4 separate regions of the Mus musculus genome follow, and regions 2, 3 and 4 are each linked to region 1. Evidence: chromatin loops called from intact Hi-C (ENCODE). Cell type or tissue: heart. All regions are shown on one strand. Links, peaks and the distances in the headings refer to the core of each region. The heading gives the core; the rest is flanking DNA. Region 1 overlaps Cfap57 (cilia and flagella associated protein 57). Region 2 holds the start of Elovl1 (elongation of very long chain fatty acids (FEN1/Elo2, SUR4/Elo3, yeast)-like 1). Region 3 overlaps Ptprf (protein tyrosine phosphatase, receptor type, F). Region 4 holds the start of Szt2 (SZT2 subunit of KICSTOR complex).

What was found. Hi-C counts contacts between places; a loop is a spot of excess contacts. Peaks named below come from ENCODE experiments on the same cell type or tissue, not always from the same donor. Only the 100,000 strongest peaks of a DNase experiment are listed, where the experiment ranks them.
Region 2: a loop joins it to region 1, with 2.7 times the contacts of the local background. A loop is called at or near these places in 7 of 42 quality-filtered maps.
Region 3: a loop joins it to region 1, with 4 times the contacts of the local background. A loop is called at or near these places in 15 of 42 quality-filtered maps.
Region 4: it touches region 1 in a loop (2.6-fold over the local background); 10 of 42 quality-filtered maps call a loop at or near these places.

The regions. Positions count from the first base shown.
Region 1 is chr4:118,565,685-118,573,106 of GRCm38, reverse strand. It overlaps Cfap57 (cilia and flagella associated protein 57), which reads left to right. Exons shown (of 23, transcript NM_026789.5): 19 at 1,346-1,462; 20 at 3,391-3,525; 21 at 3,615-3,758. It overlaps Gm52677 (a long non-coding RNA gene), which reads right to left. Exons shown (of 3, transcript XR_003955099.1): 2 at 7,246-7,422; 3 at 2,744-6,308. Among named protein-coding and RNA genes, the nearest start is that of Gm52677, 15 kb to the right of the region's middle. In heart, for the core only: no CTCF peak of the experiment used is centred there; a DNase peak (open chromatin) is centred at 4,206; H3K4me3 peaks cover 1,048 bases; H3K27ac peaks cover 1,780 bases; H3K27me3 peaks cover 3,489 bases.
Region 2 is chr4:118,424,524-118,431,945 of GRCm38, reverse strand. Elovl1 (elongation of very long chain fatty acids (FEN1/Elo2, SUR4/Elo3, yeast)-like 1) reads right to left here and starts at 3,853. Exons shown (of 8, transcript NM_019422.3): 1 at 3,731-3,853; 2 at 1,391-1,450; 3 at 1,041-1,231; 4 at 803-883; 5 at 624-680; 6 at 432-537; 7 at 213-349; 8 at 1-48. The coding sequence starts at 1,436. In heart, for the core only: a CTCF peak has its summit at 3,767; DNase peaks (open chromatin) are centred at 2,295, 3,045 and 3,905; H3K4me3 peaks cover 3,073 bases; H3K27ac peaks cover 2,768 bases.
Region 3 is chr4:118,213,196-118,220,617 of GRCm38, reverse strand. It overlaps Ptprf (protein tyrosine phosphatase, receptor type, F), which reads left to right. Exons shown (of 33, transcript NM_011213.2): 21 at 10-125; 22 at 3,429-3,526; 23 at 6,754-6,877; 24 at 6,986-7,161. Among named protein-coding and RNA genes, the nearest start is that of Mir7226, 6.3 kb to the right of the region's middle. In heart, for the core only: a CTCF peak has its summit at 3,711 (motif pointing left); a DNase peak (open chromatin) is centred at 3,586.
Region 4 is chr4:118,405,904-118,413,325 of GRCm38, reverse strand. It overlaps Szt2 (SZT2 subunit of KICSTOR complex), which reads left to right and starts at 4,063. Exons shown (of 72, transcript NM_198170.4): 1 at 4,063-4,163. The coding sequence starts at 4,137. Med8 (mediator complex subunit 8) reads right to left here and starts at 3,989. Exons shown (of 7, transcript NM_020000.3): 1 at 3,940-3,989; 2 at 2,323-2,441; 3 at 1,524-1,668; 4 at 834-974; 5 at 581-662. The coding sequence starts at 3,945. In heart, for the core only: no CTCF peak of the experiment used is centred there; a DNase peak (open chromatin) is centred at 4,025; H3K4me3 peaks cover 2,277 bases; H3K27ac peaks cover 1,640 bases.

The DNA.
Region 1 (7,422 bases), core at 1,225-6,224:
CCACACGTGTGCCTGGCTCCCACAGAGGCCAGAAAGGAGCATCAGATCCCCTTGAACTGGAGGCATAGAGCATTGTGAACACCACCATGTGGGTGCTGGGAACAAAGCCCAGCTCCTCTGCCTTTCCAGCAAAGGCCTCTTAACCAGCGAACCGCCTCCCCAGCCCCGACGGTGCTCGTTCTGGCTCTAGCTGCTGCAAAGCCCCATTCTCGTGTGTTCCCTGTACACGGAGGCTCTCTACAGCTCTGCAGACACGGCCCGTTTACCTTGCCACACGTCTGCCAGAGGCAGGCAATTCCTACTTCCCCTCCCACTCTCAATCTCCCCACTTCTGCCCACCACACTCGCCTGCTCTTCCTGCCTTCATCAGATGTTCACAGAGTCCATCCAGATGCCAGGCATCGCCTCAGAGGGCTTTTCCATCTAGCAAAATACCTCCTATTAATAAAAAAGAGTCCCTCTGTGTCCAGAACATGGGGGCAGTCTCTTTCACCTTCCCAGACCTTCCAGAGGTAGACAGGAACCTAAAAACATTATGATAGAATGAGGGTGGGCCTTCCACCCTACACATCAAACAATGAACTGTCCGATCCCCTGAAAACCCCATAGCAAGCACCACAGGTGTGCTAGTGCCCATCAGATGTGGGGTGTCCATCAAACATCCCCTAAAGCTTTCAGTGGGGACTGGGTTTCTCCACAGCCAGTCTCATCTGAACTAGATGTGCCCCGGGTAAGACAGATTTAACAAGGGAGAGAGAGGCTTTCAGACGCTCACTGGTATCTCCTGCCATCGCTTTGAAGAGGGGATGGATGGCTCTTGGTTGTACTCCTTTGACCCTTAGATGATCAGACTGTCTGTCCCCATCTTGTCTCTTCTTTCTGCCCTAGATTGAAGATGCTCACATTCCACTCCAGTCCCTCAAAACTCTCTACTTTAGAAACAAGCCTCAACTTTCTGTTTAGAACGATTGTGGACCCCAAGGGTCAGACTCCACTCAAACATCCTTCCAAACTGGGTGAAGGAGGCATTTCTCTGGAGAGACCTATCTTGAGCAGGAGTTGAGAATCCGGGATCTAGGTCGACTGAATTAGAAAGAATACAAGAAAAGAGAAATCTGTACAGTTAAGGGAGGGGCAGGTGACTAAGAAGAAAACTCTGTGACCTGGCCACAGACAGGTGCAGGACTCCGAGCGGGCATGCTCTCAGCCAAGAGCAGTGCTTATAGGAGGGCAAGTGTCAAGGAGCAAGGTCTCACTCCCAACACATCGCACTGTGGTTGTCAGGAGGTTGCAGTTTTGCCTCCTGACTTCCCCGTTCATGCCTCCATCCCCTGGTTCTCTACAGATGGAAGCCGAGCTGGAGCGTTTCCATAAACAGAACACGCAACTGGAGCTGAACATCACAGAACTGTTGCAGAAACTGCGAGCTACGGATCAGGAGATGCGCAAGGAGCAGCAGAAGGTGCGAGGATTTCAGAGTCTGGCAGTGCGCGGACTCAGGATCTGGCACCTGCCCGCAACGGGCAGCTGGCTCCTCGAGACAGAGCCAGCCATTGCTAAGAAACACTTCCCATTTTAACTCACACTCTTGCCCACAGGCCTGTCTGGTTCCAGGCTTGCACAAATGTATATGTTCAAATTCATCCGAGACTATAGAATAGCTTGGGGGGAGGGAGGGAAGGAGGGAGGGAGGGAGGGAGGGAGGGAGGGAGGGAGGGAGGGAGGGAGGAGAGGGCCAGAGTGCTGGTTTTATAGGAAGGAGCACCCTTAGCCTTGGCTCTGTTTGACCTGGAGAAGAACATCATTTAAAAGGCCATTTGTGCTTAGTGGTTAAAGCTTCGGCCACCCCAAAATTGCTGATGTTAGGAGAACCTCAGAGACCATCCACCTCAGTCTTGTTTACTTCCTGTGAGTGTATGGATGGATGTGTGTGCACGTATGCGTGTGTGTGTGTGTGTGTGTGTGTGTGTGTGTACGCACGCGCACACACTCGCAATGCCCACATGCAGAGGTCAGAGGAGGAAGTCAGGTGTCTGTCACTCAGCCTGGAGCTGTCACTTTCCTCAGCTACACTGGCTGACCAGGGACCCCAGTGACCCTCCCATCTCCACTTCCCAGTGTAGTGCTAGGGTTTTAGGTGTGTGTGGCCACAACCACCCAGCTTTTATCTGGATGCTAGACTCTAAACCCTGGTCCTCATTACGCTTGCACAACAAGCACTCTTCCACACTGAGCCGTCTCTCTGGCTCCCTACATGTTTTGAGACAGTACCTCACTCTGTAGCCCAGGCTGGCCTGAAACTGACTGTGTAGCCCAGGCTTGCCTTGGACTCCCAACTCTGTCTTTGCCTCCCCAAGGGCTGTGGTTACAGATGTGTGCTACCACACCTGGTCCATTCCATTTGTGTGTGTGTGTTATAAATAAAAACAATACAGGCAGTGAAATGAGAGGGGAAGGAAACCCCCACGGGGTGCCTGTAGCTAGTTCTCCCTCTGAACAGCGTAGGACACCCTGGTCCTCTGGCTCCGAGCTAGGATGCAGCTGTGCACTCTTTCCACGGGCCACTGAGATGTTTTTCAAAACCAGACTGAACTTTTCCACTGTCCACATCAAACACTGGCAGCATACGCTGCCAAAGCTGCGGAGCCACACAGGAGAAGAGGGTGTGGCCCCGCTCTTTGCAAGCTGAAAGGGCTGATGAGTGATTTGAACTTTTGCATAAAATATGAAGAGATAGAAAAAATTATATATGGAGAGAAATTTTATATGTCAGTGTGTATATAAACACATGTGCACACACACATGGAAAGTCAATAAAGGGCTATGAGAGAAGAGAAAAAGGAGACACCCTCTTGGGTAATGATAAGGGAAGGTAGCTGTCAGAAAGCGTGGCTGAAGATGGAGAGCTGGTCCAGTCTACAACAATCTGGAGGGAGTTGTCATCCAGCCACAACAGTGCTCCTGACAGTCAGGGGAACCATCACTGCTGAGGTCCTTAGGCATGGGGCAGCCCTGGGTAAGGATCTGTGGGAGGGAATGAGATATTTTTCTTGGCGCCAAAGGAAAGTGTGGCCACATGAGTTCCCTTCCATCTTATAAGCTTGAGGCCCTTAAAGGAATCCGGAGCAATCGGGATGCCATGTGTGCAGTCTCAAGCCCTGTCAGCTGTCCAGGCAGGGTACCCGGCCCAGGCAGGTACACAAGCATTTCAGAACGGCGACCTTTGGGCTGGCTGCCCATCTAGGTTTCTGTGCCCAGGGTGGGCGCCAGCAGTCAGGTGTTCATCCCAGATGAGGAGGCACCAGACCCCTTCATTAGCCTCTGCCTGAAGCCCCTGCCCCTCAGAACAGAGCATGCCATGCTGTCCCAGGAGTAAACGTCTGATTGCAGGAACGGGATCTGGAAGCGCTGGTCCGACGCTTCAAGACAGACCTTCACAACTGCGTGGCGTACATCCAGGAACCCGGGCTGCTGAAGGAGAAGATCCGTGGCCTCTTTGAGAAGTACGTGCAGCGGGCAGACATGGTGAGCTCTGAGCGCCCCGCCCTCACTGCCCTGTGCTAGGCTTCACTTCTCCCCTCCTTGGCTGAGTGTCTCCCCACGTGATGCGCCAGGTGGAGATTGCAGGGTTGAACTCAGACCTGCAACAGGAGTACGCCCGCCAGCGGGAACACCTGGAGAGGAACCTTGCCACGCTCAAGAAGAAAGTGATCAAGGAGGGTGAGCTGCATCGCACCGACTATGTCCGCATCATGCAGGTAACGGATGCATCCCTTTGCCGCCTGAGACCACCCGTGCTCTAGACTCCCCAGACATCCAGGGACCCACAGCTTTCTCATGGCTCCTCCTCTCTGATCTCCAGTAGCTCATCCTGGCTGTCACCATGGCCTGGGGCTCACCGGGGAGCCCACCTAGGCATCATCATGCCCACTGGTAGCCCTATTCCTTTTGCCATCATCCCATCCCCATCCCTGAGAAGCTAGCGACCTGCCTCGTTCTTCTCCGTTACCCACGATACATCCAGGTCTCAGTTCTCCTGACTCCTTAGCTTGTTTCCAGCTCCCGTCTCCCCACCCAGCTTTGCTGCCTTTTATTCTTCCCTCCTCCTGGGACGTGTCTGGCCAGTCTCCACCTGCCTCGTCTTCCTTTCTGGTGCCTCAGGTCGTACCCTTATCTCTTGGTCCAGATTGAACCACACCCACAGTGTTGGCAAAGATAGTGCTTAATGAGCTCCCACACCCAGGTCCCAGGATCCTCAGCAGACACTTCAGAGGGCCTGGCCCCATTCCTGCCGCCCCCACCCAGGCACTCCACTGAGACTGCCCATCGAGACGCTTCTGCCAGATTCCCACTCGGGTGTCAGTATCATCTGAGGCAATTGATAAGAATTTATATCAAAAGAGAACATCAGAATGGCGTGCGGAGCACATATTTTCATGGTTACATTTCTTTAACATCCTAATTGAAATACTGGGACGGGAACAGGGTGCAGTTTGGAACGAACCCAGATAGGATGCTGTAGAGTTACACACACATTTGAGCAGAGTACACAACAGCCCAGGTCATACCAAGGCACGACTGTGTCTCCCCATTTTAAAATCTGTACCCCTTCCTACTACCCATTTAAATCATTTCTGCTCTGGACCATAAAAGTATTCAGAGACCAGGAAAGAGGAGCAGATGTGATTGGCAGCAGATTTGGTACCAGCAACCACACACAGCCTTGCTAAGAACCAGGGCTACCTAAAATGAGGGCAGAGCACAGGAAGCTGGGCAGTGAAATGAGGGAGACAGCAGTATTTGTCACCTTGTCTCATTGACAAGTGGAAGACCTCGGCACATAGGCCTGAGGATCTCCAGGTCTGGTCCTTCTCGCCACACCAAGCAGAAGCCCAAAGCAAAAGTCAGTTCCAGGGGCTAGAGAGATGGCTCAGTGGTTAAGAGCACTGACTGCTCTTCCAGAGGTCCTGAGTTCAATTCCCAGCAACCACATGGTGGCTCACAACCATTTGTTGTGAGAACATTTTAAAAAGAATGTTCTTTTTTAAAGAACTACTGCTCTGGGTGCCAAGACTGTTTTCTTTGATCTTGAGGTTGAGCACGAGGGCCAGGCCAGAGTCTGGGGAGGCTGCAGGGCCTATGCAGGCCAAGCCTAACTAGGAACCGTATCCTCACCCAGGGTGTGGGAAGCGAGCAGATGCAGTTTCCATGTAGACCAAGGTGGCAGCGCTTCACTGTTCTTTGGCCAGGAATCTCTCGGCCTCCAGAAACTCTGTTTATCTGTAACATGGGGCAAATGACACCGTCCCAGTGGCTGCTGCAACACTTGACCAAGACAAACAGCAGCCACCGGCCTGGTACAGAATTGGGGATCAAAACTGCCATTTCTTTTCCTTTACCCCAGCAAAGAAATCAGTCAAGAATCACTGTGGGGGGAAAAATGAGTCTGAAAGTCCACCATTCATGGGCCAGGGAGGCCTGTGGCCTGGGGTAGGAAAGAAGAGCACTACTGATTCCAGATGCATACACCCAGGTGCTGGCTAGGGGCCCTGGGTGCCTTAGTATGTGGTGGTTAGGAACTGCCTGCGTGGCTACCAGGGCCCCAACACTTTATCCCACACAGGCCAAAGAAAGCCAAGGCAGGCATGGTGGCTGAGCAACTCACTGGAAAATAACCGAGGAAAACGAATGAGGCCACCATCTCATTTGTATATCCAGATAGGAGCTCAGGGCCTCCCCACACCATTCCCTGGCATGCTTATACAAATATGGAAATCAGAGTTGCTGTGCAATACAAACACCTAGAACACGCACCTTATCCTTCCCTACACATTGTCTTCATGTCCTCTTGCACAAGCTGGGTCTCAGCCACAGAGAATTCCAAGATCAATACAAAGTATTCCCACCCTCTGAGAGCTTCTGGAAAACATGGGCCATTATGTATATCCAGTGGCATGGGCCCATCAGGGAAACACGGTCCTTGAAGTCTCAGAGGGCCACTGGAGTCTGGCCCCAGGGTGGGTGGACAGTGGCTGAGGGCCAGCTGGGAGAAGGGTCCTGCTTCTGGGCAGAGACAAGAGCTTGAGAAAAAGCAGAGAATGGGGTGGGGTTGAGAGCGGGGAGTTCCTGAATCCACAGACCTCAGTGTTTTGCAGAGTGTCCGAGGCAGCAAGAGCCCATTGGAACGGCTCTTAGCCTTGGGTCGTGTTGCCAAGAAATGTGGTTCATCCTGAACGTAGATCAGAGTGCTTCTGGGACAGGGTTGTCTTTGTCTCGCATAGATGAACCCCATTAGCAGAGAATTCGGTCTGGTGTGGAAAGAAACAGGTGAGACAGGAAAACCTGTCAGGTTAGAGGTTAAAAAGAAGAAGAAGAAGAAGAAGTAGGTTGGAGAGAGGAATGTGGCAACGCCAAAGGCATTTCAGAGTAGAAATGACGAATTAAGATGCCAGGTCAGGCACAGGAGGATGGTGGGAAAAGAAGGGAGGATAACAGGCTAGCTTATCTGTGCAGGCAGATGATCCTACTAAAAAACTCGAGGTTCCCAAGATCACAGGCCAGATCTCCCACACTGAGTGGAGATCAGCGGCCCCTTAAAGGCTTTGACTTAGAACAGCCAGTAGGGGGAGCTATGGGCATTAGAACAGCCAGTAGGGGGAGCTATGGGCATTCCCGTCCCTTCTCTGACATCACTATCAGAAAGTTCAGCCAAGACATACATCCCTTCTCTGTTCCAAAAGCCTAAGGCGGCCTTGGTTACCTTGTTTCAAAGTCTCCACATAAACACCTTAGTGTGAGCAGACTGCTCTGGGATTCTCCAAACTTGGAACTGATGAGATCTTTCCTGCCACCCAGTAGCTGAGTAGGGTAGGTCTGGACGATTAGAAGGGTATGGCTCCGCCAGGATGCCAGCAGGAAGAGAAGGCTTAGCAAGCTTGTTGAACTCATTATTATTATTTTTTTAAACAAAGCCACATGCAGTTGACATCACTATGACCTTTGGCTTCCTCAGAACATAGACCACCCTAGAAAACATTTTTTTAGGGAACTCATTGTGTCTTTGTGGGGGTATCTTTGGCTATCCATCTGTCTGAGCCACTGGAATAAGACTGACATAAAGAGGGGAGCATAGAAGGCAATAGACATGTAGGGACAGGGCACCACTCTGGAGGCAGACCCAGCCACACTCAAACTCCCATTATTCACTTTCTCGATGTTCTCATAGCCACAGGAATCTGAGAATACCTTCCCTGTGAGGCTGCTGAGCCTCGAGGTTGCTGTTATTCTCAGCATAGTTTTTATCATCACAGCAGCAGTGCCTTTCGTGGGGTTTGCTCCCTCAGGGCTCCTGGCCGAGACAGTCCTCTCCACCTTCCGTCATCCCTGCCTCTCACCGCGTTAGGTTCATGCTTCTGATTCAAA
Region 2 (7,422 bases), core at 822-5,821, 140 kb after region 1:
CATGAAGTAGTATTGGCTGATGTGCAGTGAGACCAGGACAAACTGGATCTGGGATAGAAAAAGACAAGGGTCAGAAATAGGTTGGGGCGCAGAGGGGGGGAATAGAAATAGCTTAGGGTGGGGAGGGCAAGGATCAGAGGTGAAACTGGGTAGAAAGAAGGAGCTAAGTTAGAAACACTGGGGGTTGGCTTTGGGCCCAACAGGCTCCTCACCAGCTGAATGGCAGTCATATGTTTCTTCCACCAAAGGTAGGGCTGGGCCACAGGGCCAAGGGCAGACAATCCATAGTAGAGGTACATGACGACATGTACAGAGGAGTTTATCATGGCATGGAAGGAGCCCATTCCTCCTACGATGGCAAACAAGATGGTCAGGAGATGAGCCTCTCTTCCCCGTGGCCACCCTCTTCTCCAGCGGCCTTCACTGCTCACCTGGAGCAATTTTTATCCCCCACCACCAACTCCAGGGAAGCACCGAGTGGTGGAAGACATGGAGGAAGGTCACTTGCCCGTCCTTCTTCCGGAGGATAAATATCACCTGGGGGAAGAATGGGGAGGTTGCATGCCTGTCCCCCCCCCCGTCCATCCTTCCCACTCCCAAGTTGTAGTAGCTGTAACACTCACTGTGTCCATCAGCTCAATGACCTTGGAAAGCATGAAGAGCCAGGCCACTCGAACCATCTGTGAGAAGTCAGATCAATCTTAATAGTTACACAGTATCCAAAGAGCCTCTGCTACCTGGCCAACTCTGCTCTCCCTTATCTAGGTTGCTTATAATTATGGTTACCTAAGGCTCTACTTACCCGAAGTGCTTCAGGGCTATTGGAAAAGTCTATGGGGTCACAGCGCCAGGTGTAGGTACTCAGCCAACCAGACATCAGAAACTAAGAAAAGAGTGGATTAAACCATCCGTTCTCTCCCAGCAACCCCTCCCCTTCACTAACTGAACCTCGGCAACAGATAGTGCCATGCTCTGGCCCATGCCCTGTACCCTAACTCTTAACCTTCAACAGAAACTACAGCCTAGGCATTCCAGCCTACCTCATAGACAATGTAGAGGGAGAGTATCACCAGTGAGAAATTGTAGACAATCATGAAGCCTCGAAGTTGGAAGGGCTTCCGATTAGCCATGATTCGAGGCCCAAGCGATAGGATGAAGTACACATAGGTCAGAAGGATGGATGTTATTAGCAAGGGGGACCCCATCAGAGGGTAGCTTTGGATCCGGGGATCTGTGAATAGGATGTCAAAGGAGTGAGGGTCACAGGGTTTAAGAGCCTTCCTTGGTCTAGACATGAGTCAGGTCACAAGGAGTTCCTAAGGACATAACCCTAGATCCTGGGATACCAGGGAAGAAGGGAAGGAAGGCAGTGCCATAGACAGCAGCTTACCCGCATGCTTCATCAGCTCGTGGTACAAGTTCACAACAGCCTCCATCCTGGCTAAGGACTCTAAGGAGGGATGGAGAGGAGGTATTAGGCAGGGACCACTGCATGGCCCCCCATCACACATGTGGTCCACAGGACAAGATACAGAATCAGACAGCTGCTGCCTCACTGACAAAAGGATAGGTCTCTGAACTAAAGTATTTTCCTAGCATACACAAGGCCCCAGGTCGAATCCTGGCCATGGTGAGGCCATGGTGAGCAGGCGTGTACTGGGAGAAGAGACAGTCTGGAACATCGGCTGCCGAAGCATCCGGCCTGCCTGGATGGAGCTGTCCCACCTTTCCCCTCCACTCTCTTCGAGTGTTTCCCTTCCCTGCCTTCCTCCTTCCCTCTGAGACCTGCCTTCCAGGTCTCCTGGAGCCTTTCTCCTCACAACACAGTTCATCTTCCCAGTGAACTTCCTCAACCTTTTTGGCAAGCAGTCTCATCTCTCAGCTTTGAGAGACACTCTTCTCTCCAGAGAATCTCCCCTTCAGCCACTCCTCTCATACCCCCTTCTCCCAGGTAAAGTCCCTCTGGCCCTTTTCCAAGACTCTCCTCTCGCCTCTGTCCCCTGCAGGGACTCCCACCTGCTTCTGTCCTTTCTAGTACCTGAACAAACCTAGGGTTCCACTTCTGTGGTGAACACCAGTGCCCCCGGGCTTCCCCTTTGCCTCCCAGGCTCTCACCTCCAGCCTCCTGCCTTCTTCCAGTGCTTCACCTCCAGCCTCTCTCCTCCCTTCTTCTCAGGGGCAAGTTCTGCCTCTCTCTCTCTTCCACTCCAGGAGCCTGGCTCTTTGAGACTCCTGCCCTGGCGGCTCCACCTGTCTGACTAGATCTTGTAGCAGCCCCGCCCTCCTCCCGCCCCCGCTACGTTGGGCATGGGGTGGAGGGTGGGTCCAGGCCACAGGTCAATGCCTAGAGGAGCAGGACCCACCAGAATTGAGAAAGCCAAGTGAGCCCCAGCCTCACCACCTCTGACCAGCCAGATAAGTTTGTAGGTTCTCCAGAAACTTCTGGCCAGGACGTCTGGCCAAAGCCAGAACTGCTAAAAAATCCACACCCAGCATTCTCTCCCAAACCAGCCATGAATTCTTAGTTTGTCCTACTTTAGAATGGGCATCACCCTTCCCTACCAGGGAGGGGTGAGGACACCAGTGGTATGTGAGGAGGTGGGAGAGTGGGGGAGGTCTCAGGAATCTTTCCCTCTTCTGGGAGGGAGCCTCATGGGCTAGGTCCCCTCCTCCTCAAAGTTGGAAGGAATGCCAAGGGAAAGTTTATAGGGATACAAAAATTTAGCCTAGACCCAGGAGAGCCTAGGACTTTGTCCCAGAGGACTCCGGCAATTGCCCAACAAGCGGAGTGCTCCAGCTGCTCTCCATCAATCTCCAGCCTTGGGGCTTGAGTTCTACCATCCACATCCACGCTCTCACACAGTAATATGTACCTTCATCACACCGCTCTCAACCACCCCCAGAGACATGCATACCGCGCCAGGAGCTAGCCAGCATACATCCACACACAGTCCAGGCATATCTTGTTGACCACATCACCCAAACAGGCCTCCCTACTGGACTCGGACATGCCAGGCTCCTAAACTTCACACCTGTCAGGGATTGCATTAACCGCGGGACATACAGCTGACCAGGCATGGGTACATCTTCACCCACACCTCCCTTCTGCACACACAGCTCTCTGGTGAGTGACACTCATTTCTTCCTACAGTTAGACTTTGGTTGGTGGCTTATGTTGGAGTGGGGCCTAGCACTTAGGCATGTGCTCTGACACACGTGAGCTTGCCAGTTCCTTATCTCCTCCCTCAACCACCTCCTCCAATTCACTCGCCCTTCACCACCACTTAACACCGGGAGATACACAGTGACCCAGAGGGCAAGAGGGAGTCCAGACTTCTGAGGATCTCTCCCTAAGTTTGAGGGAAACCCGGGTGCGCACCACCCCCCTCCCGCAGTGAAACAGAGCCAGTTCCCTTAAGATGGATGGAAAAGAAAAAGGGCACCGGCATGGGGCAGGAAGGGAAAAGAGAGGAGTGGGCAAAGGGTGGAAGGCCAGGAGGTGCTGAAAAAGAACTAGGTGTGAGCAAATGGGGGTCAGGGGCCAAGGTGCCGGGGAGGGATCCTGTGGGCAGGCCCAGCCCCAGTGCCTGGGACCTCCCACCCACTCGCCCCAGGAACAGCCTCGCCCACAGCCTGGGCAGGGCAGGGCAAGGCAGGCAGGGCAGGGCTAGCCTGGCCAGCCAGGCAGGGGGCGCTGGCACGTGGGGAGCCATGGAAGGTACACACTCACCAGTGGAAACCAGGCGGGCAGCAGTGAAGGGTTCAAAGGGATCAGGGCCGGAGAGAAGTCCCCAGGGCCGCCTGCCGGCCACTTCCTCATCTGCTGGGCCGACTTTCTGTCACCAGAGGGGGAGGGGGCGGGCCGGGCGGGGGGCGCCTGCTGATTGGGCGGCTGGCCGAGGCAGGAGGGGCCGTCCAGCGCCTGCCTGGCCGCCAGGGCGGGAGCAGGGGCGGGTCGCCAGATCCCGGGGCAGGAAGCACACCCAGCCCCAGCTCTCCACCCCTTCCTTCGCATCTCTCAGCCTGTCCCGCCGATGACTATGGCTTGGCCCGCACCCAGCTTCTTCTTGAGGTTCAGCCTGCATGGCCCCATTCGTGGTCCTCTGTCCAGTCCAGCATGAGGACCCACTCATCTCCTGTCTGCTTTGTGACAGTCGCGGCTTATGATTACGGGAAATTTCCAGGGTTCAACCGTTCCCTCAAGGCTTTTCCTGGAAGAGGAGGGCCAGCTGTGCCTACTAAGGGCTGATTGGGGTGGCGGGAGGCTTTAGCGGGAGGCAGCAGTCGGCCACCACCATGCTTCTCAGAGCCTATAAACTTGGATGAGTCCTAGCTTTAGGAGGCACAGAGAGGATTTCCTGGAACGGAGATGGGAGAATACAAGTGGCCCCAGGCAAGAACTGTGAATCACTGTCTAAACTGGCCTTCAAGGTAGTGAAAGGGGGTGGGGGTGGGGGTAGCAAGTGAAATTGGCTGTGGTTCAATGTAGTAGATCTTGGAGGCCAAATGAGGCTGCCTGACTTATTCTAGAAGCAGAAGAAAACAAGAATTTTGAGGCAGCTCATCTCATCTGTCAGACATTTACTGGCCATCTACAGTGAGCGAAACCACATTAAGCTCTGCTCCCCACACTAACATAACTTATAACCCAGGTACAAGGTACTAGAGAGACCAGGTGAGAGGAAAACAGCTGGTCTGAAGAGGTAACAGATGGGGTTGGGAAAGCCAGACAACGTTGCAGGGGTAGGGGTGGGGGAGGAGTTAGATGTCAATTCAGTACCACCACCCACCCACCCCAGCACCAGATAGTCCAACTATTGCATGGCATGAAATCTGTCTTTCCTATAAAGACTCAATTACAGCTTGGACAACTGGATGATGTAAGTAGGCAGAGAGTTGAGGAATTTAGAAGAGGCAGTGGCTAGGAAGGATAATAGGTTCATAATTGGTGGATTTGGTTACCTAGGCATTGATAAGAGATGAAGGCCAGAGTATAGTTTTCAGCATTCTTTAGATTACCTGTTTACCTGTTAGCACCTACTCTTGACCAAAAAAAAAAAAAAAAAAAAAAAAAAAACAACCAGCAGAGAATTTACTTCCAAACCCAGCTTCTGTATCATTGTATACTAGACCCCCATGTCCCTGAAATGTCATTCTCAAGCCATAGCCTGAACTCCAGCCATCAAATGTCAGCAGCTTTCTCTCCAGTGAACATCTGTGGTGGATCCAAAAGCTCCCAGTGGAGCGTTCGGGATGGTGTTTTGCATGTGTGATTAAGACTTGTTAGATGAATGTGCACAAATTTACATACAAACATATCCATCTATGGGGCTGCCTCTGACTCTCAAGCCTTCATCATCGTGAGATGCAGTCAGATCTCCACTCTGTAAACCACTCCTGCTTCTGACTAATGTATTTTCTGCACCTTTCCCAACTCCACGATCCTTTCAGCAGGAAAAGTTCATATTTTAGTCATATCTCTTAACTCCAATTGGACCTATTATCTGTCATGCAGTTAACCGTACATGTTTTCTGACTTGCTGTTAAAAATACATAGGACAATGGAAGGAAAGGAGAAACTAAGACCCGGAGAGAACAGTACATCTTTATATTTCTCTTGAGAGTAGTGTTTATTGAGTTAACCAATACTTACCAAGGTCCTGATGGCTTTCATGTGTATTCAAACAGCTCTAAGGCCACACCTGACTCTGAAGTTCTGAGCTTAAATGTCCCAGTTAATGTGTGTGTGATCGTGCATATATTTTAGGAGGTATGGAACCTTCTAAAAATGAGAACAAATGGTCCCTAGCTTATAGGCTTACTGTGAAGGTTAAGGCAATAGCCCGTGTAAAGTGCTTAGCAGTCTCTGTCTCAATATTAACAGTCAGGGTAAGAATCAGGCCATTACACAGAGGACATGTTTGTATATGATTTAATGAGTAGTCCTTTAACAAACCTTTCCTAAACAACGAGCAAATCCATAAACAGCTCTGAAAGTCCTACCGAGAGATTTGGGCCTACATCTCCCTTGTGAAAGCACACTGGCAAGATGACGACACCGTCCTAAAGTCAAACAAACAGGAAGCTTCAAGTGTGTGCATATTCATCTGGGCCACACTGAGAGATGACTGTGGCAAGGCTTCAATAAATGTTGGCTGACTATATGAGTGAACAAACTCAAAGACTCTATTCTTAACTTGGTCCTGACAGAAAGCATCTTCCAATACCCGATATAGCCCAAGTCTGCCAAATGGCATCTCCACAGCTATGGAGTCTTCAAAGCACCCAGCCCAGGAGAGCAGACATACACATAAATGAACACACAGTCACATGTAGGTGAAGTTCCCTATGAAAGCTCTGGGGAATGGGGAACCTAATCAGCTCTGGGGAGTGTGTGTGTGTGTGTGTGTGTGTGTGTGTGTGTGTGTGTGTGTGTGTGTGTGTGTGTGTGTGGTTGTTCTTAAAGGCTTCTCTGAAATGATACCTGACACTCAGAAACACTTTCTAGCAGTTAGGGAGAGGCTTTTGAGACACACAGAGGCAATGTAATGGCCTAGAAGCAAAAGATGTGGTAGGTGATGGAAACTCTTAAGTAGAGTTCTCTCCAACTCAGAGCCACCCCAGCCTCCCCCAACCCTCCCCACTGTATGCTCGTGTGTGTGTGTGTGTGTGTGTGTGTGTGTGTGTGTGTGTGTGTGTGTGTGTGTGTGTGTATATGTGTGTGCGCGTTTTGAGACAAGATCTCACTATGCAGCCCAAGCTGCTTTCAAATTCCAGATCCTCCTGCCTCTGTCCCCTCAGTGCTAGGATTACAGGCATGTGTGACCATCCCCAGCCTCTGTTTATAACTGCTGGCCCTGAATGCACACAGGAATCATGGGGGGGGGGGGAAGCTTTTAGACTCAGTGCCTGGCTCTCACTTCTAAATTGATACTAATGGTTGGTTGCTTTTAACAGGAAAGGGTGGGATCTTGTTTATAGGCTGTATGGAAAGACAATGGGACCCATCAGAAACACACACACACACACACACACACACACACACACACACACACACACACACACACATACACACACACACACAGACTGGCTTTGGCTAAGGAAAACACGTCACAGGCTGAAATGTGTAGAAATGCAGTCTGTCGATAGGTTGGGATGACACTTACAGAGTTTGATAAAGATTATTTCTCTTCAGCAGCAGGCGAGGCACTCCCTGAGCCTGAGTCGCAGCAAGATAAGAGGTTTTAGGAACTGATAAAAGTCTGGTAAACTGATGGCAGGCATCAGGCATGCTTCCTGGGCACAGAAGATGGCTCCACCTCTTGGGAACTGAGCAGGGTGGTGGTATTCATCAGAAATTTGGGTTTAGGGTTTTTGTTTTATTTTGTTTCTTTTATAAAGGAGGCGGGAATGTGTGTGTGT
Region 3 (7,422 bases), core at 1,269-6,268, 350 kb after region 1:
TTTCTTTAGGAAGAGAACACACTCCCCATCATCAAAGGATGAGCAGTCAATCGGGCTGAAGGACTCCCTGTTGGCCCACTCTTCTGACCCTGTGGAGATGCGAAGGCTTAACTACCAGACCCCAGGTAGGGTTGATCCCTCGGCCTCTTGGCCTCCAGCTCAGTCCCACAGGTTGTCAAAAGACCTTAGTGCACGCTCACTTCTGGCTGCTTCTCTTCCTTTTTTGTTCCGTTTGAATTGACATGATGGGACTTCATGATGGATGGGGGCATCCATATTGAACAGGTGGACAGGCTAGGAGACTTCTAGAGACAACAGAGGTCCCTGTGTGTCTCCAGTCTCTGAATAGATGGACTGTAAGAGACCTCTTGAAGCCCTCAGCTCTGGCACAAGTGGTCAGTCTCAATATCTGCCCTCTGGCCCTTAACAACAAACACACACACACACACACACACACACACACACACACACACACACACACACACACACACACACACACCAGGCTGTGTTAGAAGTGAGAAGCTGTAGCAGACAGAATGGTAGGTGAGGGGCTCATACCTGGCCCTTGATGAAGGCTATTTCAGGTTCACTGTGCAAGGGTGTAGGGTTCCTGCTCCAGGCTCAATACCTGTCCCTTCCCCTGAGCTGCTCTCATGTGACTTCGAACTGTTCCTTCCACCTGGAATATCACTCCTTCCCTACACCCCAGAGGTGTCTCTCAGAGAGCGACAGTCTCTAGCTGTAGCTCCAGGACCTGGCTGGCTCAACCCGTCCTTGTGTTTATCGTGTGGTAGATTCTCGCTGGATGCTTGAGCACACAACAAAGGAATGAGTGAATGAAGTCATGTGTGCACACTGAGGGCTTATGTTTGTGTGAGGTGGTTATCACTGCGCATCAAATTACCCCTAACCTTCAAGGCTTAAAACAACAGTAATTATGTCTTCTCTCTCACAGTTGTTATGAGTCAGGAATTGGGACAGGGCACGGTAGGATACCCAGCCAGGGTAGGCCTTCAGCCGGAAGATTTGAAAGCTGGGAACTAGAATCTTATAAAGTGGGGCTGGCAAATTATGGCCTGGAGCCAAATACAGCTCACTGTCTGCTTTATAAATAAAATTTGCCCAGCACACCACCACACCCATTCATTTCTGGGGACATTTGCACTACAAAGGTCAGTTGACAACTAGAAGGTGGAAGAGAACCCTGGGTGTCTGCAAGCCTTTAGCACTGGTTTTCTGGCCTTTGGTAGTGAACTTTGCCAACCCTAGGGTGGTTTGTTCCGGTGGGAGGTAGTTGGCAGACGAGCTAGCCTCTTTGTGTAGCCTGGACTTCCTTATAGCATGGCGACTGAGTTCCAAAGACACGTGTCTTGAGAAAGTGTTCCGTGTGGACCCAGCGGGCTGTTGTAACCAGTGCGTGAATCTGTGGTTAGAGGAGGCTGCTCTCAGAGGGTGCCTCACTTTGTGGGCACCAGACAGAAAGTTGGGTTGGAGGTGGTTCTAAGTGGAAGCACAGTGTGTATACATCAAGTTAAACCCCTGAAGGGTATTTCTGCAGCATTGGAGCCAAGAAGTGACCGTGACCGGCAGGCTGAGCAGCTTAGACTTCATCCTGACTGACCAAGGGAGTCATTGAAGGTCTTCATCAGAGGAGCAGCAGAGCTGGCTGCTTCTGTGGAGAGCGGGCGGGCCCTGGGGAAGACATCAGGCAGTTAAGTGGTAGGAAAGGGAGGCAGGAGAAGAACAGAGTCTGGGAAGCTGAAGGTGGTAAGGCAGGTGAGCTGAGCTCACACAAGGATGCAAAGCCAGTTCTGTGTCTGCTGCCATAGAGGATATCCAAGTGGCAGTAGGCCTTTGTGTCTGGACTTTGTGCTGACCTCAGGCCGGGAGCCACCAGTGTGAATGGTACCAAGGATCAGGTAGTGGTCAAAGCTCAGAATGGGCAGACTCTCCCGGGACGAGCAGGAAGGGAGAAGGGAACAGGCCGCAGGATGGTGGTGTTATAGGGGAGCATGCAGGCAGAGGTGTGGGCAGAAAGGTTCCCTGTCTCAGGTGCTGGCGTAGTGTGGCACTGAGAGGGTAGGGCCCATAGCTGTGTTGAGGTATAGGACCCAAGCCTTCAGGCAGAAGTATTTCCATGGGTTGAAAAGCAGCAAAAGGGAATGCAGAACGCTTTTCCATATCAGTGTGTGAAGGATGTCATGGGCACATGACATCCCTGAGAAGGGAGGAACTTGAGATTTTAAAAGATTTTTCATTTCCGGTATGGAGACCATCTGAAAATGGCCAAGGTCAGATTTTGAGGGGGTGAGGGCTGGGCTGGAGTGACTTTATTATAGGGTCTCAAGAGGCCACTCAGACCTATGTTGCTTGGAAGCTCTCTCTTTGGGGGAGGGGGACTGTCTGTTACTGGAAGGCACGTGAGCTGACCCACTCTTTCTGTCTGTGCCCCTTCCTCTTGCCCTTCACCTACAGTCCCTTCAGTGTCGAACCGCAGAACCAGGTGACCAGAAAGAGGGTTCCTGAGCTCTGCTCCTGTCCCATTGTTTTCTTTTGGTTTGTTTTCTCTGCAGGTTCCAGTGCCCCCAGTTGCCCGAATATCTCAAGTTAGTTTTCAAAGTTCCCACATTGGTTTGGGGACACTTTGGCTTCAGTGTGTCTCCACTCTTCTACTTCCTCACGTCTCCCCACTTTCTCCTTGCCCTTTTCCCCTTGCCTTTATCCCTTCCCTCCCCTTCCGGCGTCTCCCTTCTCTCTGTCCCCTCCTGTGCTCACTGGCTTCCTCCTGTATCTGCTCTCCCACCCTCTCTCCTTGTCCCTGCCTCCTCTGGTCTCCATCCAACCCCTCTGTGTGCCTCCGTCCTGATCCCTTGCCTGTCTTTGTATCTTCCTCCCCATCTCTGCTTCTCTCTCTCCCTACTTCTATGCCACTCTGCCATTGTCTTTGCGCTCCATGACCATTCCACCCACACACTTGGTGCCCGGGGTGACAGGGTCACCAAATCTCTGAGGTGACTGGCGTCAATGAGGGGTCGGGGTAAGGGGGTGTCTGTCTCAGACAGGTGTGGTAAGAGCCCAGCTTCCACCCTGTTCCTGAGCTCGAAGCCCCGTCTTAGTGGGAAGAAGCCCCTTGCTCCTCTTAGGCAGGCCTGGCAGGCAGAGAGCCCTGTTGTCCCGTGCAGCACCAGGTCATCTGGACATGCTTCTGTGTGCTCACAGTACACACACCTCCATCTCTGGCCTCCCCTGATGCCCAGCCACTGTGTGTTCTCCATTCCTGTTGCCGCCGCCGCATGTGCTGTTGTTTCCATGCCACCAGTGCTGAGTACTTCATGATCACACATGTTCACACATGCCTTGGGCTGTCTCTACCACCCTGACCAGAACTCACACTAATGCCACCCATGTGTCTGCCCCACCTCCCCCAGGTATGCGAGACCACCCGCCCATCCCCATCACTGACCTGGCAGACAATATTGAGCGCCTCAAAGCCAACGATGGGCTCAAGTTCTCCCAGGAGTATGAGGTGAGACACCCACCACTCCCACCGTGTGTCCTCAGTCTCTCCAAGTCTGGTTTTGTTTTGTCCTGGGTCCCACCTGAGGTCGAGGATATTGGGATGTAGGCCAGGGAGATCAATAGCAAAGTTCAGTTGGGGAACTGGCCGTCATAGGTGTTGGGCTCAGCCCACAGGCTCACCATAGCCCTCTGGTGGTCACCCTAGGACATGCTTCAGAAGGCTCTGCTAGGTGATGCCTGCAGAAGCAGACACTGATTTAGTAGCAATGGCTATAATATCTAATCTCCAACAAGAACAGGCCTGCACTTACCAGGTACGGGACAGCATCCTCTTACTCGGTCCCCCGTGGAGTGGTACTGTCACAGTCTTGTCTTACATACCAGAAACCAGACTCAAACAGAGGTGTGAGTTACCTAGAGTCAAACAGCTGAGGAGTCGTGGAGCCACCCAGACCTTGCCTGTGCTGGTTTCATGACCATCCGCACTTCAGTCTTGCATAACAATGTTACTGAGTCTCCACATGGTAACCATTGTCCGAGAAGGGTGGGAGGGTCTGTTCTCAGCCCGGCTTCCATTCCCGCTCCCACATGTGATCACACATGCATGCCGAAACACATAGCTCATAGATGGGGAGTCAGGAAGCCCTCCAAGTGTTCGCCTCACTCTGGCCTTCACCTCTGTTTGCTAGCTCAGACTTCAGGGTCAGTGACCACCTGGTTCACCCACAGCTCTTTGTCAGGGACGTTTGGGTGTTCCCAGGCCATACAGTCAGGGGAGCCTTGTTAGAAAGGAAGTGCTAAGGAGACCCCCTTTCTTTGTCTCCCTGCTGTACTGGCCGCTCTTTTGTCAGCACTTGGCATACACCTCAGAGGATGACTGATGGACAGATGATGGATAGATCTGTTCAGCTGGACCCAGGGGGTTGCTCTCTTTTAGTCAGGTGTCCACTCTTGAGTTATGTTTGGGGGATATATCCCTGGGTACCGGATTTGCCCTTCCGAGGGCACTGGGCCAGGTAGATCCTAAAGGCGACAGGCCAGGCTTCCAAAGAAGAAAACTGAGCTTGGCAGGTAGACAGATGAGCATGCCTCTGCACAGCAACAGTGTCACCTCTGCTGTGGAGGCAGAGCCTGTCAGCCGGGTGGCCTGGATTTAGCTTAACTTCTGGACAAGGAGGCCTTCCTTGTTTTTTACCAGTATTCGCCCTTGTCCTGCCCCACGCCTTGGCATCCTTCCTATAAGCCCCTGCTCACGGCCGTCACCTTACCACCTCCCCTCCATCCCTCCCATCTGAGCGTTCTTTAAAGGCCCTTCTTTGTCCTAGAAGCCACCAGATCTATTGTGGGCTTTCCCGAAACTTTCTCTTCATGGTCTGTAGGTCATTTGTCAGACTGTTGTTAGCACTTAACTGTATTCCAGTCCCTATGCTGACATGTAGAAGCAGATGGCCTTGGGACGCAGTCACTGAGAAACACAGACAGAGCAGTAATCGTTGCTGTGAGTGTGTGGTTCTGACAGCATGCACTAAAATCATATATAGCAAACACAATGGTGGGTGTGTCTGGTGGGTGGGGCCTCACAGAAGTGATGAGACAGCCTCCTTAGAGAATAAGGTGGCTGGGACCAAAACGGAGGAGACTGTGATACAGGCATCGATTCTTTCCATCCTCAAAGGAAGGACAATAACTCAAACCTCTCTTGAGTAAAAAGATGGAGAAATGCACGCAGTGGCTTAGGACCGTGCTGGGCACACCGTGAGCTCACACAGAAATGTAGCTGTTAGCATTTTTGTGTCCTGAGCCAGTCAAGAGCATGGGAGGCCTCTGAGCAGGAATTTGATACTCAGATCTGCATTTTTTTTTTTTTGAAAGACTGTTCTTGCTGAAGGACAGAGAGGGTTGGAGCAGGGCAAGAGAAGAGGCCTGGAGGTACCAAGCAGAGCTAGCTGCTGGCAGCAGCAGCAGGTTGAGAAAGGCAGAGGAAAGGAGTGTAGGGGGGTGTGGTAAGCAATGGGAGGGACCTTGGGGAGGTCCCAAGATGGACTTTAAACCTGGCTGGGCTTCCTGGGTCAGTGATTTGTGCTATCCACTGAGGGGTGGGGGGGTCACATCAGAACCTGCTTTGACAGGAAACAGATGAGCTGGCCTTTAAAGGGACTGGGGTGGAAAGAGCTGTGAAGCTTGCACATGGAGATGTCTAGGGGGCCGCAGGATAGTAGGGGCAGCTCTGAGATGTAAGCAGGAGAGTCCTGTGAATGGGGTGGCGGTGGCTAATGGGAGTGGTTCAGTCAGTGAAGATTGACTTACAAAAGGTGAAGATTGCAGCTATAGCTGTGTAAAATGGCCACTTGTAATCCAGAGTGGGGAGACAGAGACAGAAGCCACCATGGTACTACTGGCTAGCCAGCCTGGCTTACTTGGTGAACCGGGGGCCACTGAGAAGTCCTGGCTCAAAGGCAGAGGGTGTTGCTAGGGTTGTCTACCACACAAGTGCACAAACACATATGTGTACACACATGCATTTTAAGAGAGAGAGAGAAAAGAAAAACAAATCTTGTGAATGGGCTATGGATGAGACTAATTTGGTAGAGTGCTTGCCTAGAATTTGCAAAGCCCTGGATTTCCTCCAGCATCACATAAATGGGGTAGCACACACTTTAATCCCACCACTCACCCACACATAACATGGAAGTAGGAAGATGAGAGAGAACTTTGGAGCCATCCTTAATTGTATCCTATATAGTAGGTAGTAAATTCAAACCTAGCCAGGTATACATGAGACCCTATCCAAACAAGCAAACAAACAAAACATTTCCTGAGCAACGAAGTGAGAAGAGAGCCAGGGAAGAGATGTAGAGGAGCTTAGATCCTGCCTACGGGGAGGGCAGGGAACAGACAGAATAGGAAAAGCCAGAGATGGAGAAGAGAGCTGGGCAGCATGGTATGTGGACCTGTAGCCTTGGACAGTCAGTCTCCAGCACAGCCCAGGTGGCCGCATCATCATCATCATCATCATTATCTCCATCTCATTCCACTGGTTGGATGCAGGGCCTGACCCATGACCCACCTGGTCTTCATAAGCTCTACAAGGGGCTGCCATGGAAGTTTGAGTCTTCAATTTATCTCTTTCCAGACTTGGGCTGGGGAATGTAGGTGTTACTTGGCTGCAAAGCACCATGGATAGGCCTCCCACGACTTGGCCCTCACTTTCCCTGTTTCTTCCATTTCTGGCAGTCCATTGACCCTGGACAGCAGTTCACATGGGAGAATTCCAACTCGGAGGTGAACAAGCCCAAGAACCGCTATGCAAATGTCATTGCCTATGACCATTCTCGAGTCCTCCTCACCTCCATTGATGGTGAGCCCGGGGCACAGTGCCCCCTTGCCCTTTGCTGTCCTGTACCCTGCTCTCCAGAATGCTCTGAGCCCCAGGTTAACACTCTCGAATCCCTTTGCATTCCTGTAGGTGTTCCTGGGAGTGACTACATCAATGCCAACTACATTGATGGCTACCGAAAGCAGAATGCCTACATCGCCACACAGGGTCCGCTGCCCGAGACCATGGGCGATTTCTGGAGGATGGTGTGGGAACAGCGCACAGCCACAGTGGTCATGATGACCAGGCTAGAGGAGAAATCCCGGGTGAGGGGGGTGATGCTGGGTACCACCTCCTGTGAGTGTTTTCAAGGGACTCCCCAAAGGCTGTGGTTTTCCTGGAGTATTGTCTCATCCCCTAGATAGAGGGGAACTGCTGGGATGTAATGTAATGTGGTCCCCAGGTGTTTATGGGTTCCCGGGATGTTAATATGTTTTACCAAATGCTGTCGTTTTCTGGAATGTTAATATGTTCCCCAGTTTCTGGGGTGTTCCTGGGGTATTCACATGTTCCCCAGATGCCAGAGT
Region 4 (7,422 bases), core at 1,280-6,279, 160 kb after region 1:
GATAGTCGTAAAGATGAACTACTAACAGGAGACAAATCCCTTTCTCACCGGTTCATTCTTCTCCCCCACCCTGCTCCCATGTCCCCCAGCGTGGCTCAGACCCCAAGGGGAAGCACAGGCACCATGAGAGCCTACACAAGTCATGGCACCAATGTGTTCTGGTCCTGAGAGGAAAGGTGTCCTCCTGCTCAGGAGCCAAGGACCACTACGAAGTCACAGGGCACAACAAACCCCACACTAGAGATTTACTGGGAAAGACAGGAGAGGGTGGCTGCCTCTGCTCAGGAGGGGAGCCGACTCTTCTTTTTTAAAGTAACTTCTAATTTTGTGTTGGTGGTCAGAGGACAACTTGTTGGCTTTCCCCCTCCACCATGTAGGTCCGTCCCAGGGATCAAACTTAGGCCAGACCTGGCAACAGGCACCTCTGCCCACTGAGCCATCTCTCCAGCCCCAGCAGTTCATTCTTATGTCCTTACTTCACAATTGGGCAGGCCATTGCTATTTAGTGATCTTACACAGCTCTCCCTCTGTGCTGTGATCTTACACAGCTCTCGCTCTGTGCTGCCACATCCCTCCTTACCTCCGCTCTCTGATTCTCGTTCTTCTTTGCTGATTTTCTCTAAAAGGTTTGAGCACATTTTATTCAAGCTCTGGATCTGCTTCTGTAACACACATGAATTGATTAGTGATTAGCAATGATTCAGGGAAGCATCTTCGTTGTGCTCTTCCACAGGCAGCCTAGCTGTGAGCAACCCCACACCCCTACACAGCCTTGGTAAAGTCTTGCTTATGAAGGATGAGGATGAGGTAGCAGGCCAGTGACTCAGTCCAACCTGAGCTGCATCAGCACCAATTCTGGCAGCATCTGTTGTCAGCTGCTTCTCCTGCTCTTCAACTTCAGGGTCAGGCTTGGTTCTCAAGTGGTCAGGAACGACCTCATGGCTGAAAACAGGCACTCGTCCTTCAGTTTGACGCTGTAATATAGATTGGATTCATCCTATTGTGCTATCCAAGTAGGCCAGTTCTAACCCCACTTCCCTTCCATCAGAAAACGCATTTCCAGAGACAACACAACCGGAGGTAGGGATAGCTTTCTGTGACACTCTCTTTTCACTCACTCACTCCATCAGAACTAGGGTGAGCTAAATCCCACCCTCCACTACCACACTGAAATTGTCTTTTTTTGCTGTTTTGTTTTGGTCTTTTGTGAATCTCTACCTCCACCCCTATTCTGGGGACCCAGGACTTTGTGTCTGTTCTACCACTGAGCTAAATTCTCAACCCCACATTTTAAAGACTGCAGCAAAGTCACAGGCAAGCAGGACAGACTTTTTTCTTTTTGCCTGACATAGATGTTGGAAAAGGAAGGTCGTGGACTTGGTGAGATAGGCCCTGATTTTCACTTCATTCTTTAAGGGGGACTCTCCTGACCCCAGAAGGATAAAAACAAGTCTTCCAGACGGCAGCCCTCACCTTTCATGGCCACACAGAGGATCCAGTCAACAAGATACTGTGTGTCTTACCATGAGGTCTTCGTCTCGGTCTGGGGACAGCACCAGAGGGATGATGACCTGGTTTCGGAACAGTGGCGTCTTCTCATGCTTTAAGACCTTGTTCAGAGTGTTCAACTGTCCAGAAAGCAATGCAAAGCTGTCCAGGACAGAGGGCCTGGAGGTGGCGAGAAGTCACCAGAGTTACTTCTCCCTACAAAGTAACCTCTAAAAGTCCTAATGCTGCAACACTCAGACTCACCCCGAAGACTCGCAGCCCTGTGTCTGGCATAGGCAAGAACCAGATTTGCTAGTAGAGATGGAATTGGGAAAGAGGAACACACTTTCAATTTTTGACATAGATACAGAAAAAAGGCAACCCACTGTTTGACTGGGTTTGGGAGCAGTGGAAACAGGGGCTGTGGTTACACTGTAGTAAGTCTGTAAAGCCTCCTCCCTAATGTAGTAACAGACTCTATCATTCCAGAAGGCTGGATCTCAGATCCAGCCTCATGTGTGGAAGGAGAGCCACCATAAATGGAGCTATAATGGTCTTCCACTGAGGAAATGCCTCCTCACTAAGGAAGCCAAAGCGTAAGAATTAAAACCTAGAAACAGCCTAGGTTGGGAAACTGGACATTTTTCTACTTCCTTGCCATGGAGGCTTTAAGCCAAACTAAACTTGTCAATGTTGGGCAACCTAGTTCTTTCCAAATCAAAAAGGATATTTGCAAGTTGATAAATGGGTACATCGCTGGAGATGTCCTGTCAGCCAGGGGGCTTGGCCCCACCACCCATGGATCCCTCCCCAGCTTGTCCTGGCAATCCTTACCAGGTCAGCCGGTCATACTCGTTTTCCAACTTGTAAATGAAACTCCCCAGTGAATTCTTCAGATCGGCCACTTGATTCAGCAGGGCATCTAATGATGCCTCAAGCTGCTTCTCCTCCCTCTGCATCAACAGTGTGTTTGGTTACTCAGATACAAGTGAGCGTGACACATTCAGAAAAGCTAAATTGTTTTCTATCTTGGTATTTGGGTTACAGATAGCATCAACCCTTAGACCTTTCAACCTGTTCACCTGGCCTGAAGTCCTCCTACTAACTGATTCCTCTATAACCCTCCTACACTGTGGTCCTTCAAGAAGGTCATTGCACCAGACCTAATTCTCTTTGGCTTGAAACCTCATGATTTGTCTTTGTAACAAAACTGGCTTCGAACTCACTTAGCCTTGCACCTTTTTAATTCCATGCTCTCCTCCTCCCAGCTCTCAAACACTGCCTCTCCCAGTAGACAACATTCTCTTAGATTTGCAGTAGGGTTAATAGGAACGTGCTCAGGTTTCTGCACACTCTTCTTTGTCAGTTCCTCTTCTGGAAAATAGATGTGGCCTGCCTACCTCACGACTGCTTATTGTCACTGCGCTGCTTTCCTTGGGTGGATGAGAATCCCTCGTGTCACTCTGTGGTGTTGGCATTGACACAGTTTTGTTTTGTTTTTTTCAGGAAGTTCAGTTCACCTCAGAAAGGTTTGCCATGATAACAGGGGTGCTATCTGCACACACAGCCTAAATAATTCCCGAAGTTCATTATATCATGGGTGCCTCTGGTCATCCTCTTGTGAGTGTAGCTACTGTCAACCACACAATCTGGACAATCTCACACGTTGCCTCTCTGTAAGGTTTTCTCTGAATACCAGCTCTGCAATCCCCTTCCCGGTCCCCCAACTGGCCGTTTATCCATAGCATTTGGTGCTTTGGAAAGTCAACGTGCATCTTTGTGCCAATATTCCCGTGTCTCTTTCATAATTCGGGTGACCCATAAACAGTGTAGGTTTATCAGATGCAACAAGCCAAGTGAGTAATGAAAGAGTAATGAAAGACAAAGGCGAGGAAACCTGCACATTGTTTCTGAGTGTTAGACAATTTTAAACGCTGAGGCGGCAGAGGGTTTCCGTTTGACTATCTGAGGACTATTTACCCCACTTCTCCGCCCTTAGCAACGAGGTACAAGCCGGGAAGAATGATGCAAAGCTGATTTGCAAACCTGACTATGTGACTGAGGGGGTTGGACACCGGGTTCCACCCACAGCCTCGAATTACAAACAGCTTAGTTTTCATCCTTGGAGGCCCACGATCCCTTTAGCCTTCTGAAGCCTTATGACGCCTGTGTCCAACAGCCTAGATCGAGGCGTGCGGCAGCCCACTACTTTCCCGAGCCTTCCCAAATGCCACCACGATCCTTTTCCACGCTCAATCAAGTCCGCCTTTCCTCCCCGGGCCTCCGACCTTCTCACATCAGCGGGCTCGATGCCCGCGCCTCCCGCAGCTGGCCTCGCTCTCTCTGGCTCCGCTGCCTTTCCTCTGCCCTCCGCTCACAGCCCCAACTCCCCGGTGTCCTCAGCCCAATCACCCTCCCGCCAGCGGCTATAAGGCCCAACCCGCTTCTCACCTGCATTGCCGCGGCCCGGCGGGCGCAACCACTTCCCTTTCCGGTTTCTCGCACGGCTTGCTGCGCTCACCAATCAGAAAACTCAAAACGGGACCATCCCAACAACTTCCGGTTCCTGCCCGGTACAGAACTAGCCGGGTCAGAGGTCAGGAGTGGAGCAACCTCCCTGGCCCGGGCCGGCGCGGGAGGGCTGTGTGATGGCCTCGGAGCGCCCCGAGCCAGAGGTGAGGGATGGGCGGGCGCGGGGCCGAGGCCCGAGGGCGGGCGTGTGGCAGCCTTCACCCTCCGGAGCCTCAAGGAGGCCGTTGCTGTTTTGTTTACTCAGATGCCATCCTGATCTTCGTCGCCCATCCACAGACTTGTTAGCGATAGTGATGCTGATAAAAACTCGTGTTTTGGTTATTAGTTGGGATTTTCATTGTGCCACGCCGAAGCTGACCGACTTTGCGGGGTTTTTTGTATCTCATCTATTGGAATGCAATCAATAGCATGAGTTGATTTCGCTCTAGCGTTCGTGCTCTTGGCAAAGCCCTACAACCCTCTGGCCAGTCTTAACTTAGGACAGACCCTGCTTCCTTCTTTATAAAAGTATTTGTTCTGTGATGTGGCTTGGGGATCACAAGTTAAGGCAGAAAAGGCAGACGAGGCACCCGCCCCCCCACCCCACCCCCCACCCCCTAGATGCAAAGAACCCTATATGTATGTTTTGACATTCAGACTCCAGCAGGGAATCTGGCAGTATTTATTGTCATGTACAGAGCAGACAACTGAAGTCAGAGCAGGTGAGGTGTCATGCCATGCAAAGATACCTTAGGACTACTCCTTCCAACTGAACGAGCGGATCCGAGGAGGTACCAAATTTGGCTAGCGTGTCCAGGACCCCAGAGGGATAGCCTTGTAGGAGGGAAGGTTGATGCATGTGCGTAACGATACAAATAGCAATGGCTACTTGTCGAATTCTTACTGTATGCCAGCCACAATTCTGAGCTCTTTACTGTTACCAGTTCTTTCAACCCTATAAGGCAAACACCATTATCATCCCTCTTTTCAGGAAACTGAGGTGCCACTATTAAAAGAAGCATAGTTGTGCAGCTAGTATTGGGGCTAGAACTCCCAGGTAGGTGAGCTCGCTCTACAGCTACAAGTTGTCCTCTGACCTGCACACGTGCACTCTGACACGGGTGTGATCTTATATATGTATAATGTATGAGTACACACACCCGTGTATGGGGAGGATGTGATAAACTACACACATGAAAACCCTATGAGTGAATAGGGTAGAAACAGAATACCAAGAAGAAAGGGTGATGTTTAGAGAGGCTAGGCTCCCAAAAGAGAGGAAGAAGCAAGTGCTGTTCTGCAACCAGAATTGTGCTGAGGGTTAGGGTGGATGCAGAGGGTAAAACAGAGACTCCTTAGCTGTGGGGACTAAATGAACATTGGATTATAATAGGTGTTGCAGAGGCGTAAGTGAAGTGTCACATTTAGTGGGGCATTTAACCTCCTTCCACAAATGGGTGGGATCCAGGAAGTTTAAGTTCTCTAAGTATCTAACACAGGTAGAATCCTCAGGAAATTGTCATTCTTGCTTTCCCTGTTCAGGAATGGAGAAACATGCAGAGCCAGTATTTGCCCCAAGGTGCCTTTAACACTGAAGGGCCTGCTTTTACCATAGTGGTGGGTGATGGGGCTGAGACTGGGAAAGAGAAGGCTCAGCTCGCAGTTATGCCAGAGGTTAAGGTTTATCATGCTGGCAGGCTTCGGATAGTTAGGAGGCAGAGGTATCGACGTTATTTTGTGGGAAGAAAGCACATGGTTTAGAAAAAGCTCAAGAGAATAATTTGGTCTTTAGTCTTAAAGAAGCAGGAAGAAACTCTGGTGGGTGGGTGGGAGTGGCAACACAGTGCCTGGCATCACTATCCAGCTTGGCATCGGTGTATGTGGGCCTCAGCGACGATCGTAATCAGTGATAGCCTTCCGACACCATTGTACTCCCCTCCCCCCTTTAATGTCAGTATCCCTGCAAAGATCTCCTTATCTTGCTATTACAATAAAGCCTAGATGACAGTTGGGTAACCTGCAAGATCACATACTTAGCATGTACTAGAACACATCAGAATCCAGGTCTCTTGACTCCAAGAGCCTGGCTTTGTCTTGTTTATCAGACTGCTTCAAAAGGCAGGCACATCAGACTCAAGGGAAGTCAGGATTGAAGCTCCATGTGGAGGTGAATGCTATGAAACACAACTGAATTAAAAAATGTCTCAATCAGTCATACGGAAAAATCCCCAGGGGAGCTAGTTAAAATGGAGATTCTTGAGCTCTGTCAGCTCTGAATTCAGTTGGTCTCTGATTGTACCCAGGAATCAAATAATGCATTTTAATAAACGGCTCAGGTGATTCTGATGCAGCTGGCGCTCAGATCCCACTTTGCAAAACATTCTACCTGCTTAAATTATATTAAGCCAGCCTTCTGGTTCTGGTGAAGTACATCTGAAATGTAAAAAAGCTTAGGAGGTTTTGGAAATGGTCCCATCAAGCAATCAGATAAACGGGAATTTTCCGAGAAGGCTAGACCAACATTCCTGGGTTCAAGATGGATTCCATAAGAACTGACAGGTGAACCAGACTTCAACTGGGCCTTGGAAAAAGCGGTCATCCAAAACAGCTTTGAAAGCAAAAAAAAGGTAGAGAAGTGGAAGCCGTGCATTGTGCAGCTCAATGCTCCAGTGCACTTTCAGTACTTAAGTAGCCGATGTCTGTCCTCCATCTGGGACGTCCAGCAGCAAGCTCTGATGGACCTTCCTCCCATCCTTCTAAGACCTTAGACAGGATCAGGTTACTTTGTGTCTTGCTGTCCTAAAACCACATCCTTAGCTGTTAGCATGCTTATTCAGTTTGTAATGATACAATAACTAGGGTGATTATTCAGTTTTTGTGAATGGTAGTAGGCAAGTTGGTCTGTTTGGGGGGGGGGATGGAAAAATCTGGGGGCGGGGAGGGGGATCAAAAAGACTGCTGACCAAGTCGCAAAGCCTGTTAAGATTTACCACATTGACGAAATGACAGACTTTTTCCTTTATTGTCAGAGGATATGTCACAAGTCACAAGTTGGCAGGGGTTTGTATAGTGGAAAGTAAGGCTGCTGCCGACATTGCTAGGTGTGTGAGTGGGGACTGTGCCTCTCAGGAGCTGGATCTGAGATCCCACCTAGGAGGCCTCATTCCCTCATTTACTCAGTGAAGGTTTTTTCAGTGTCTGCTGTGGGCAAGGCTGAGGCAGTAACTGGAAAAATGCTCATGTAGCAAACTGGAGACTTACGGGGTCTCATATGAGTCAATTTACCAAGCACAAGGGCACAAAGCCCGGATAAAGCAGCTCTCCTGCCTTCGGGAGCTTGTGGTTTGCAGGAGAAACTCACATAGTGTTTGTGGAAACGTGCTGCAAGATTGTAAGTTCCCCGGGCTGGAGAGATGGCTCAGC